2 separate regions of the Mus musculus genome follow, and region 2 is linked to region 1. The links are chromatin contacts, found by POLR2A ChIA-PET in ENCODE. All regions are on one chromosome and are shown on one strand. The core of a region is the stretch at or near the end of the contact, and the rest is flanking DNA. Distances in the headings are between cores, read along the strand shown. Region 1 holds the start of Gga1 (golgi associated, gamma adaptin ear containing, ARF binding protein 1). Region 2 holds the start of Gcat (glycine C-acetyltransferase (2-amino-3-ketobutyrate-coenzyme A ligase)).

Region 1 (5,031 bases), core at 2,314-4,813:
CTGGATATATTTTTTCAAAAGATCCCGGAGCATCAGGGCATTGGTGGCACGTGCCTTTAATCCTAGCACTTGGGAGGCAGAGGCTGGTGGATCTCGAAGCTTGAGCCCAGCCTGGTCTACAGAGTGAGTCCCAGTGTAGCCAGAGCTACACAGAGAAACCCTATTTCGGAAGGTTGGGGGGCGGGGGAAGAGAAGAAAAGGTCCAAAGGCTTTGGATACTTAGAGGAGGCCAATGACTCTGTCACCTCTAAGACTGTACATCTGTGGCAAAGCTCCCATCCCCTCCGCTCCGGTGGCTGTGACTGTTACGGAGAGGCAAGGAGGTCCTTGGAGATTTCCCAAGTCTTTCCTGCTGTCCTTGGAATCCTTGTCCTTCGAGGTGGCAGAGAGATAAAGTGCCAGTGTGTGGCTCTGGCAAGGGAGGAAGGTGAGGACAAGTGTCGTGCAGCTACCTCTGTGCTTTGGGGAAGGGGAGAGCAAGGGCAGGTCTCACCCTACACTTGCCGCTGTTTGCCGCTTTCTTTCATTGGGATAATGAAGTGACAGACTGGGAGTGTAGCTCAGCAGAGAGAGGACTTGTCAAGCACGAACAAAGCCCGAGGTTTGATAGCCACAGCACCACATAGAGGCTGGTGGGGAGCCAGCAGGACAGCTGGGGGAGTAAAGGCAAGAACCCAAGAACTGAGTCTGAAAGCAAGGGAAGGTGGAAGGCGCCACCCCTGAAGTCGCTCTCTGCCCTCCACATGTAAATAAACATGTAATCGTTTTTTAAAGATGGTGTTTTGTTTGAGACAGGGTCTATGTAGCCTTGGTTGTCCTGGAACTTGCTGTGTAGGCTGGCCTCTAACTCAAGAGTTCTGCCTACCTCTGCCTCCCAAGTGGTTGTGAGCCACCATGTGGTTGCTGGGAATTGAACTCAGGATCTGTGGAAGAGGGGTCAGTGCTCTTAACCACTGAGCTATCTCTCCAGCCCAAGAATTCTAGTTTCTATGGCCTACCTGGAAGGGAGACGGAAGACGGAGGAGAAAGGGCGGAAGGGAAAAGGGAGAAGGTTTCCTGCAGACCCACATGTGAAGGGCTTTCTGACAAGCCCAGGCCTGGCAATCATGACAGCAGCAGGTCTTCCTTTTCCGATTCCCTCTCCTTTGCTAAACCATTCGAATACATTCCTGAGGCTGATCACCAAGGTCCAGCAATCAAAATTCAACATTTGGCTACACTAACTAACATGTCCAATTAGGATTTACCAAGTCATCCTAATTCAGGCTTCCCCCTTTGTCTCCTTACAAACAAACCACTCCCACAGAGACACCTGAGGCTCACTTTGCCTGACCCAGAGGCAGTCAGACCCCCTGCTTGTCCCCTCCTAGGTAAATAAAATCTCTTTGGGGCTGAGGATTTAGTGTCTGCTTGTGCTCTGTGCCGATTCTGAGATCCCTTCAGTGTGGGCAGGCGCCATGCTTTGAGGCACTATGCTCTGAACCCCGGCACCTTCTGGACCCCAGCACTATTTTAGGTCTCAGGACACTGTGCCCGCTAGTTCTGTGAACTTGACAGATTTCCAATCACCTGGTCGATGAGCTGCTGCTCGTGCCTCAGGAGGATTACCCTGCCTGAGTCTACTGAGCTGGGAAGACCTGCCCACTGTGGGTGGCACCATCCCCGATGGGGAACCTGTACTGTGTGAGTGGAGAAAGGGCGGGAAGCAGTGTGCATTCCACACTCTCTCTGCCCTGTTTCTCAGCTGCAGCTGTGATGGGCCCAGCTGCCACCGCCTTGATTTCTCCTCCCCTTGAATTGTGGGAAACCCTGTCTTCTTTAAGTTGCTTTTATCAGAGCAGTTTAATCACAGCAACAGGAAAAGAAACTCAGGGATTCACCAGATGCAATGCTTCAGGATGAGACTTCCCAGAGGCAGGGAGGGACACAAACCACAAGCATGCAAAGAAATACACTGTGGGGCAGCTGGAGGTTAGAGCTCAGGTGGTGATGTGTCTGCCTAACATGTTTATATGAAATGCTAGGTACCACAGAAATCGCCAGCTTGGGCTATAAGGACTCTAGATGGAGGCAGAAGTAGCTGGAGATGTCTCTCAGTTGGTAGCGTGTTGCTTAGCTTGCAAGAAGTCCTATTCTCTTGCAGGTGTGGTGATGCACGCAGAAGGTGGAGAAAGAAGGATCAGAGATCAAGTCTATAGTGCGTTCAAGGCCTGCCTAGGCTTACAGGAGACCCTGCCTCTGTCGCTCCACCAAAAGTGCCTGTGAGTAGTGATCTGACTTTAAATCAATTTGGCAAATGCAGTTTGGGTTTTTGTTTTGGGTTTTGTTCTGTGTAGCCCTGGGTCCTGGAACTCGCTCCGTAGACCAGGCTGACTTTGAACTCGGAGATTCACCTGCCTCTTCCTCTCAAGTGCTAGGTGGCGTGCGCCACCACTGCCCGGCCTGCAGTTGGGTTTTATTTCATTAACAATTTTAAAAATAAAGAAAACAAAGCAGGCGGAGCCCATCTTGTTACCCTCTCCCGTATCTTATAGGTTGCAGGAGAGAATTAAACGTCTCACTGAGAGTTGGGTTCAGAAGAAAACCCGACTGAAATGAGGTAACTGGTTCTGCAAGGTGAATACTGATCCCTCCAAGGCCACAGGCATGCGGAACTGGATTCGCCGGTTCCTTGGTCTCAGATGCTCTTTAACTCTTCCTGGCACAGGCTCGCTGGAGAGGGCACAGTAGCCAGTTCCCCCGACGGCCGCCAGAGGCTACAGAGAGCGAACTGGCATTCCTGAGAATTAGCCAAGGCGACCGCAGAGGGTGGAAAAAGCGGGTGAAAGTACCTCACATTTTGCCTCCTCCTAAACCACCTCAAAAAAAGAGCCTGACGTCGTCACCATTCCAGTTTGGGGAAAGATAACCTCTCATTTTGCCACCACCTCTCTGGCTTCCCCATCACCTTGAGAGTGTTACGTGCTTTGAGATACGATATTCCACACTGGCCTTGAACTGATAACCTCCTGCCTCTGTCTGATAAGTGCGGGCGTTATCATCACCTTGTAGGATATATATCTGGCCTTGTCTTTCTCTCCAGGGCTGGGCACCGAATAACCCAAATGCAAGGAGTTTCTAAACTGAATGCAGAATTAAGTACTCGGTGCAAGCACTGACCCCTAATGACCTCAGGCAAACTCATAACCTGGCTCCCGGGTTTGAATGTAGATTCATAGGTTAAGAAAAAAAAAAGACTTAGCCCTTTGCTGGGCGTGGTGGCACACTTCTTTAATGTCTGCACTTGGGAGGCGGAAAAAGGCGGATCTCAGGAATTCCACGCCAGCCTATTCTACAGAGCGAGCTTCAGGACTGCCAGAGCAAGACAGTGAGCCCTTGTCTCAAAGGGGAAAAAACTGCTCAGAACAATGCCTAGGGCTTTAAGAGCTAAACAAACGTTAGCTTAACCTCATCGCGTTGGCGGCGGCCACAGTGCCCAGTTGCCCTTTTAAGGGACTTTGACATCTTCCCACGTAAGCGGAAGTACCCCTGAGGGCTCCGGAAGTGACTTCAGAACCCCTTCAGAAACATGGCTCCGGAGCGTTGTCCCGGAAGCGGTCACGGGTCTCTGCGTGACGCTAACTGAGTTAGAGCGGTCCCGCGGGGTTTCTATGGTGCCGCCCGCCACCCCCAGGCTCTCCTCTTCCTCTCCCGCCCGAGCGCCCGGAGCTGCGAGGCCGCCGACCAGCCCCACCGGCGACTCCGCCAGCCGCCAGGGGGAGGGGCGCCGACGAGGCGACGCTCTAGGCGGCTCCACCCGCGTCTCGATGGTGCCCGGCGTCCCGGTGCCGCGTTCCTACTCCGCGGGGTGGACGCGGCCCCTTTAACCGGCCGAGGGCGGAGCCGAGGAGTTCCCGCGAGAGCGGCCGGGGGGCGGGGGGCGGCGCCGAGGCCGGGGGCCCGTGGCGGATGGAGCCCGCGATGGAGCCGGAGACTCTGGAGGCACGAATCAGTGAGTGTCCGGGAGGGGCGCGAGCCGGACCGGAACCGGAACCGGGGGCGCGAGGCTGGCCCCTCTCTCTCTCCCGGCGGGGCGGGGTCCGCGCGCCCCCTCCTCACGCCCCGCCCCCCGACCCGGAGGGGCGGCGCCCCAGTCTGTCGCTCCGCTCGGACCCTGGCAGCTGCGCGCAGCCTGGCCGGGAGCGGGCGCCGCCCACCCACCCCGGTGACCCGGTGGCGCAGAGTTATCCCGGACCCCCGAAGGCCCTGCCTGTTGCACCAAAGCGCAGACCCTCGAGTCTTCCCCTAGAGGGATCCCCCCACTTCCTCAGGGCCTGAGTCTTTCAAACCCTGTGCCCGCAGCTCTTCTTAGATCTGCTCGGTCCCCCAGCCCAGGAAAGGGGGGACCCCTGGCCCATCTGATCCAGCTCTGTCCGCGCCTGGAGAAACTCCCAGTGCTTGAAAGGGTCCCGTCTAAGACTCCATAAGGAAATCAAGTTCTCTGTCGTTATACCCAAGCCCAGCCTTGCTTTGCGTCCCAGATTGCTTTCCTAGCCCCTGCTGAGCCTCCTCCCCAGGCCTCTGTCCTTGTTTCCTGTCTCCTTCGAAACAGCTTCCTCCAACTCTGGCTTCCAAGCCCCATCCTCTGTTCTCCCTGTCCCACACTGCTTGTTGAAGATCCTTGGCCTTGCCAACCCCATTCCTGAACTCTGCCCCTGGGAGCTGCAGGTTGGCTCTTCTGGTCCATTTAGTGACAGGTCTGTCCCAAGGCCTTTCAGGGATGTGACCCAGAGAAGCCTTCCGGTCTATCCTCAAGCTCAACCTCCTGGTCTGAGATATAGCAAGGATCTGTGCAGGGTGGTGTGGGCCGACATGGTCAGCATCTTTGAAGCCAGCCTCGAAGGAAGTTGAACTGGAAGGTTGATTCCCAGAGCTCACCGATCTGGGGGGGGGGGGGGGGGCGGAGGAGAGTCAGCCTGGCAGTGGGGTTGATTGGTGGTTAGAAGGAGACAGTGACCATGGACTGCATGAGATACAGTACTGCACGGGTCT
Region 2 (5,251 bases), core at 1,822-4,321, 150 kb after region 1:
TTTGAAAGTGCCCTTCCAACTCTTTCAGGGAAAGTTTCCTTGAGGGCCTCGCAGGCAGAGAGGGGGTAGGGGTGTCAGAGGAGCTGTGGTCGGGTGACCCCCGAGAGGTGACCGGACCCTGGGGAGGCGACCCCTCCCCCCTTGTCCCGACTCGGCCCGGCTGGGAGTCGCCCAGCTCAGGGCCGCGTGTGTTAGTTGGGGCCGCTTCTGAGCCGCTCCGCCAGGTTGGGGGACCCCGCAGGCATCCGGGAGTGGGGCTCCTGGTAGTCCCAGGGGGGAGCTTTCCGACGGGGGGTCTCAAGCCCCGGGGCTCCCCGGCTCCGCAGAGCCAGCCCCCCGCAAAGGGGAAATGTGCCGGCGCCCCAGCGCTCCTCGGCGCCGTTTGAGGCTCGTGGCGGGCGCGGGGGGCGGCGGCCGGGGCGCCAGGGTCCCCAGAAGGGAAGCCTAGGGAGCCGGGCAGAGACCTCGAGAGACGGCGGGCAGCGGGAAGGCCCGGGCCGCCGGGAAAGGTCGAGTTTGCTCGGCGGAAGAAACACAGATGGCGGCAGCGCGGCGCCATTCCGGGCCGGGAGCAGGCAGCCAGCAGCCCAGTCCTCACCGCGGTCCGCCCGCCGCCGCTAAATACCCGGATGCGCCGCCCGAGCGCCAGACGCAGAGCTGGGAAAAGGGAGGCTGTGGAGGCGGAGGCAGCGCCAGGCGCCGGGCGAGCGACCGAACGGTGGGGGCTGGGAGCGCAGAGCAGCTCGCGACCCGCGCCGGGAGGACAGGAGCCACGCGTAGCCCGCGTCCCCGGCAGCCGCACTTGCGTCTGGCCTGCTAGTGGAGCGGGAGAGCAGATCGCGAGTCAGGTTCTGCACAGCCTCCGGCGAGGGCTGGCCCATCGGAAGGCTCCTTGAACAGTGGGAGCAGGCCGGCCACCATGACCGAGAACTCCACCTCCGCCCCGGCGGCGAAGCCCAAACGGGCCAAGGCTTCCAAGAAGTCCACGGACCACCCCAAGTATTCAGACATGATCGTGGCTGCTATCCAGGCAGAGAAGAACCGTGCCGGCTCCTCGCGCCAGTCCATCCAAAAGTATATCAAGAGCCACTACAAGGTGGGTGAGAACGCCGACTCCCAGATCAAGTTGTCCATCAAGCGCCTAGTGACCACCGGTGTTCTCAAGCAAACCAAAGGGGTGGGCGCCTCGGGGTCCTTCAGGCTGGCCAAGGGCGATGAGCCCAAAAGGTCGGTGGCTTTCAAGAAGACCAAGAAGGAAGTCAAGAAAGTGGCCACTCCAAAGAAGGCAGCCAAGCCCAAGAAGGCTGCCTCCAAAGCCCCAAGCAAGAAACCCAAAGCCACCCCTGTCAAGAAGGCCAAGAAGAAGCCGGCTGCCACGCCCAAGAAAGCCAAAAAGCCCAAGGTTGTCAAAGTCAAACCAGTCAAGGCCTCCAAACCCAAGAAGGCCAAAACCGTGAAGCCCAAAGCCAAGTCGAGTGCCAAGAGGGCCAGCAAGAAGAAGTGAAGACTTTGCTTGGGGACACTCCTTCCTCCCTCCTGTTTTCTGTAAATACATTTCCTCACTTGATTCCATCTGCAACCCTTTGCCCATTCTATTCTGACTTTATTAAAGAGGACAGAGTTTGGATCCCTCATACAGACATTGTGGAATGACTCCTTTTTCCTTAACCTATTGTGCAAGGACAGCAAACAGACCTCATCTTTGTAATGATGGAGACGTACTTTTTTCTTGATTTGATATTAACCTTCTTACGGGGTTAGGGATGGGAGGGGGGAGGATGTGTGTTTCAGTCGGTGGTTTGTTTACTATGAAGGAACTGGCAAAGTTCTGGCTAGGTGAGGGGACCCAGGAACTAAGGTTTGTCTTCCAAGACTTTCTTAGACTGCTTGTCCCTCGTGAGCTTTTCAAAACCTTTGATGGGGAGCAGGTGACACCCCACCTAGCTGGCCAAGGAGGGAGGGAAAATTCCCTGGGGCTGCCCTACCAACGGTGGTAAGTTGGAGACCTGGTTGCTTTTTCTCTTCTGCCCTAGTGCCTCCCCATTGTCTAAAGGGGCAAAGGGGTCCAAGTGACAGCTGGTTAGAGAAGCCATAGCTTCTCACAACCAGGATCTAGCCATTGGGAAGGAGGGGTCTTTTTCAGTAGTCTCTGGTTAAATGCGAGTGGACTTAGGGGGAGGGGTGGGTAATCAGCCAAGTGCCTCAGTGTGCCTATGGAAACTTGGGTTTTTTCCACACGATTGATGGATTGCGTCCTAGCAGGACTTTGTACGTTTCCTTTCTTCCCTTTCCTGTGTAAGATGTGGCTTTGCTTGGTGCCGCTTCAGGTCTACCAGCTGCCACTTAAAACCCTCCAACCTCTTTTACTCTTTGAGTTTTTTTTCTAAGTAGCGGAGGAGGGGGAGAGGCAGGGAGTGGACTGTAAGACATACTCCAGTTGATTCGAATTTGCTAGGTAGCTTTAGAGAGGCAGGATTGTGTGCATGTGTGTATATGTATATATCCATATCTAAGACTAGGACTTAGTCTCACTTCGGGAGCTGGGAGAAAAAAATCTGTACAGTTGTCTTTCTCTTATTTTAATAAAATTAGAAACTCGCGCACCCTACCCCACCCCTTTTTAAACAAGTGTAACTAGTGCCCGGGAGAAATTACTGTGGTTGTAATTTTAAAACTTTAAAATAAAACTGGAAAGGAAAAAATCTGAGTGGTGCGTTTTTCTTTAACTGGAGGAGAGAGGAGCGATCTGACGGGCAATGTGGGGACGCCACGTTCGCGCCAGAGAATAGCAAAGCTTTGGAGTGACAGGGACGCTCCAACAGGAGGGTCAGCTGGGCACGTAGGTGGGTCTTCGGGAGAGGTAGGTGTGTAGGCAAGGTCTCGGGAGGAGAGGCGTTGAAGTCGCTTTCTCCGCCTACTCAGCTTCCCCATCGCGGACCTCCCGGGTGTCGACTTACAAATCAATCCTTTCTTGGCGGGCCGACGCTGTCAGGCTCCGCCCGCGGGTGGAGTCTCCCATCCTTTTAAAGTGAGCTCCTGTTGTTCTGATTTGCTGCCGGGGCCCTGCCCACGTCACGTGACGGGGAGCACTAGACTTCAGGCTGGCCAGCGCACTTTAGCCTGTGGGCGCGATGTGGGCCAGCTTCATGTGGCACGGGGCGCTGTCCCCTGGCCGCCGCGCACATTCAGCGCTGGCTCAGTTGCGCTGCATCCTGGACAGCGAACTGGAAGGGATCCGCGGAGCCGGCACCTGGAAGAGTGAGCGTGTGATCACGTCCCGCCAGGGACCGAGCATCCGCGTGGACGGCATCTCGGGAGGTAACTTCCCCTCCTGAGAGTCCTCGTACCTGGTCAGGAGGCCAAGAGCCCTTCCAAGGCTTGCATGTGAATGGAGGCCCTAGGGTGGGTGTGGGAGAGGCACGTGCACTCTTAGCTGCTGGTCTGTCTGGGGCACACTATGGCCTCCTTGTGTTAACTCCACCTGTTTAAACCTGTTTCAAAGGAGGGAGGTGATTTTAATCCGTCAGCACCTTTTGGGTGAGAGAGCTAGGCTGCACTGAGACCCCACCCTATGAGAAAAAGAGAGCGATATCCAGCTGCCTCAGCTCCCTACACCTAGTTTCCAGGAGGAGTGACTGGAACAAAACTTTCCTTGAGCAGATGTGTGTGAAGGGCTCCAGTTGCTGCACCTTTACTCATGATGGCATCTGTATGCAAGAGGGACCATTCCCCCCCCCCCCCTTGGTTTTTTGAGACAGGGTTTCTCTGTGTAGTCCTGGCTGTCCTGGAACCTGCTCTGTAGACCAGGCTAGCCTCAGCCTCCAAATTGATCTCAGCATCCAAATTGCTGAGATCAAAGACATACAGCACCAAGCCTGGTTTGAGAGACCAATTTTTAGGGAAAGGAAATATGCTGTTATCCCAGCATTCAGGTCTATACAGAGAAACCCTGTCTCAAAAAACATAAATAAATAAGAAAGGAAGAAGGTGAAATACAAGTAGATTTCCCCAGACCCTTCACTGGTCAGCTCCAGTGTCCCAGGATATTGGAGTGGAAGACCAGCTTCCTCCCAAGAGGCTAAAGTCTTTTTTTTTTTAAGATTTATTTATTATTATATGTAAATACACTGTAGCTGTCTTCAGACACTCCAGAAGAGGGAGTCAGATTTTGTTACAGATGGTTGTGAGCCACCATGTGGTTGCTGGGATTTGAACTCTGGACCTTCGGAAGAGCAGTCGGGTGCTCTTACCCACTGAGCCATCTCACCAGCCATGAGGCTAAAGTCTTAAGCAAGTAAGGGGACTAAGGCTGCAGAAGTTCTCATGCCTGTACCTGTCTTTCCCTAAAGAGAACCATAAAATGAACCTCTTGTCTTCTAACAATACCTTCAGCCGGACCAAACAGCTCTCCCGGAGTGATTTCAGAGAGATATATAATCAGTAGGTTGGGGATGTGGCTCAGTGGCAGAGCGCTTACCCAGCTCACATGAGGCTGTGGGTTCAATTCCCAGCACTCACACCACACACAAATGATGAGACATTGGGAGAATCAAGTTCGTAGGCTATGTGTTTACTTTTACTTTATGTGCATTGGTGTGTTTGTCTACATGTATGTCTTTGTGAGGGTGTCAGATATTGGAGTTAAAGACATTTGTGAGCTGTCGTGTACGTGCTGGGAATTAAACCCCGGTCCTCTGGAAGAGCACTCAGTGCTCTTAACCGATGAGCCATCTCTCCAGCCCCACCTTATTAGCTTTTTAAGCCATGGATAGCTGAGGTCTCTGGGACACCCCTCTGGAGATGCAGTGCTATGGCAGCAGATGTATGGTCATTGGAACTGGAGGACCCAGGCCCCTTTGACAATCAAGAAAAGGAAAACCGAGATGATCATAGTCCTGAGGCTGCAGAAATGTGAGGAAGGTCTGGGATCCCCTTAGATGGAATGTCATTCAAAGCCAGGGTTTAAACTTCTCATCCTTCAAGGTACAAAGCAGAGAGGGACAAACCTCTTATAATCCTCCTGTGTACATGTATAATCCATGTACTGTGGCAGTGGATTCAAAGCCTGGCCTCTCCCTAGAATGGGATCTTTTGTGCAGCTGTTGCCTCTCAAGGACAAATCCAAGTAGACTTCCTCTGGCCCTGTCCCAGGACCTAGCGTATGGTCTTTGCAGGTTCTTCCTATTCTTTTTTTTCTTCTTCTTCCTCCTCCTTCTCCCCCCCCCCCCCCCCCCCGTTTACTCTGTCCAGA

The links. ChIA-PET counts read pairs that join two places held with the same protein, here RNA polymerase II (POLR2A).
Region 2: POLR2A ChIA-PET joins it to region 1 with 10 read pairs in Patski. The contact joins the promoter of Gcat here to the promoter of Gga1 in region 1. POLR2A ChIA-PET finds 5 or more read pairs at or near these places in 3 of 5 experiments (Patski and embryonic stem cell).

The regions. Positions count from the first base shown.
Region 1 is chr15:78,873,627-78,878,657 of GRCm38, forward strand. Gga1 (golgi associated, gamma adaptin ear containing, ARF binding protein 1) reads left to right here and starts at 3,564. Exons shown (of 17, transcript NM_145929.2): 1 at 3,564-3,991. The coding sequence starts at 3,949.
Region 2 is chr15:79,027,803-79,033,053 of GRCm38, forward strand. It overlaps Gcat (glycine C-acetyltransferase (2-amino-3-ketobutyrate-coenzyme A ligase)), which reads left to right and starts at 3,072. Exons shown (of 9, transcript NM_013847.4): 1 at 3,072-3,318. The coding sequence starts at 3,132. It overlaps H1f0 (H1.0 linker histone), which reads left to right and starts at 410. Exons shown (of 1, transcript NM_008197.3): 1 at 410-2,702. The coding sequence starts at 920. The coding sequence ends at 1,504.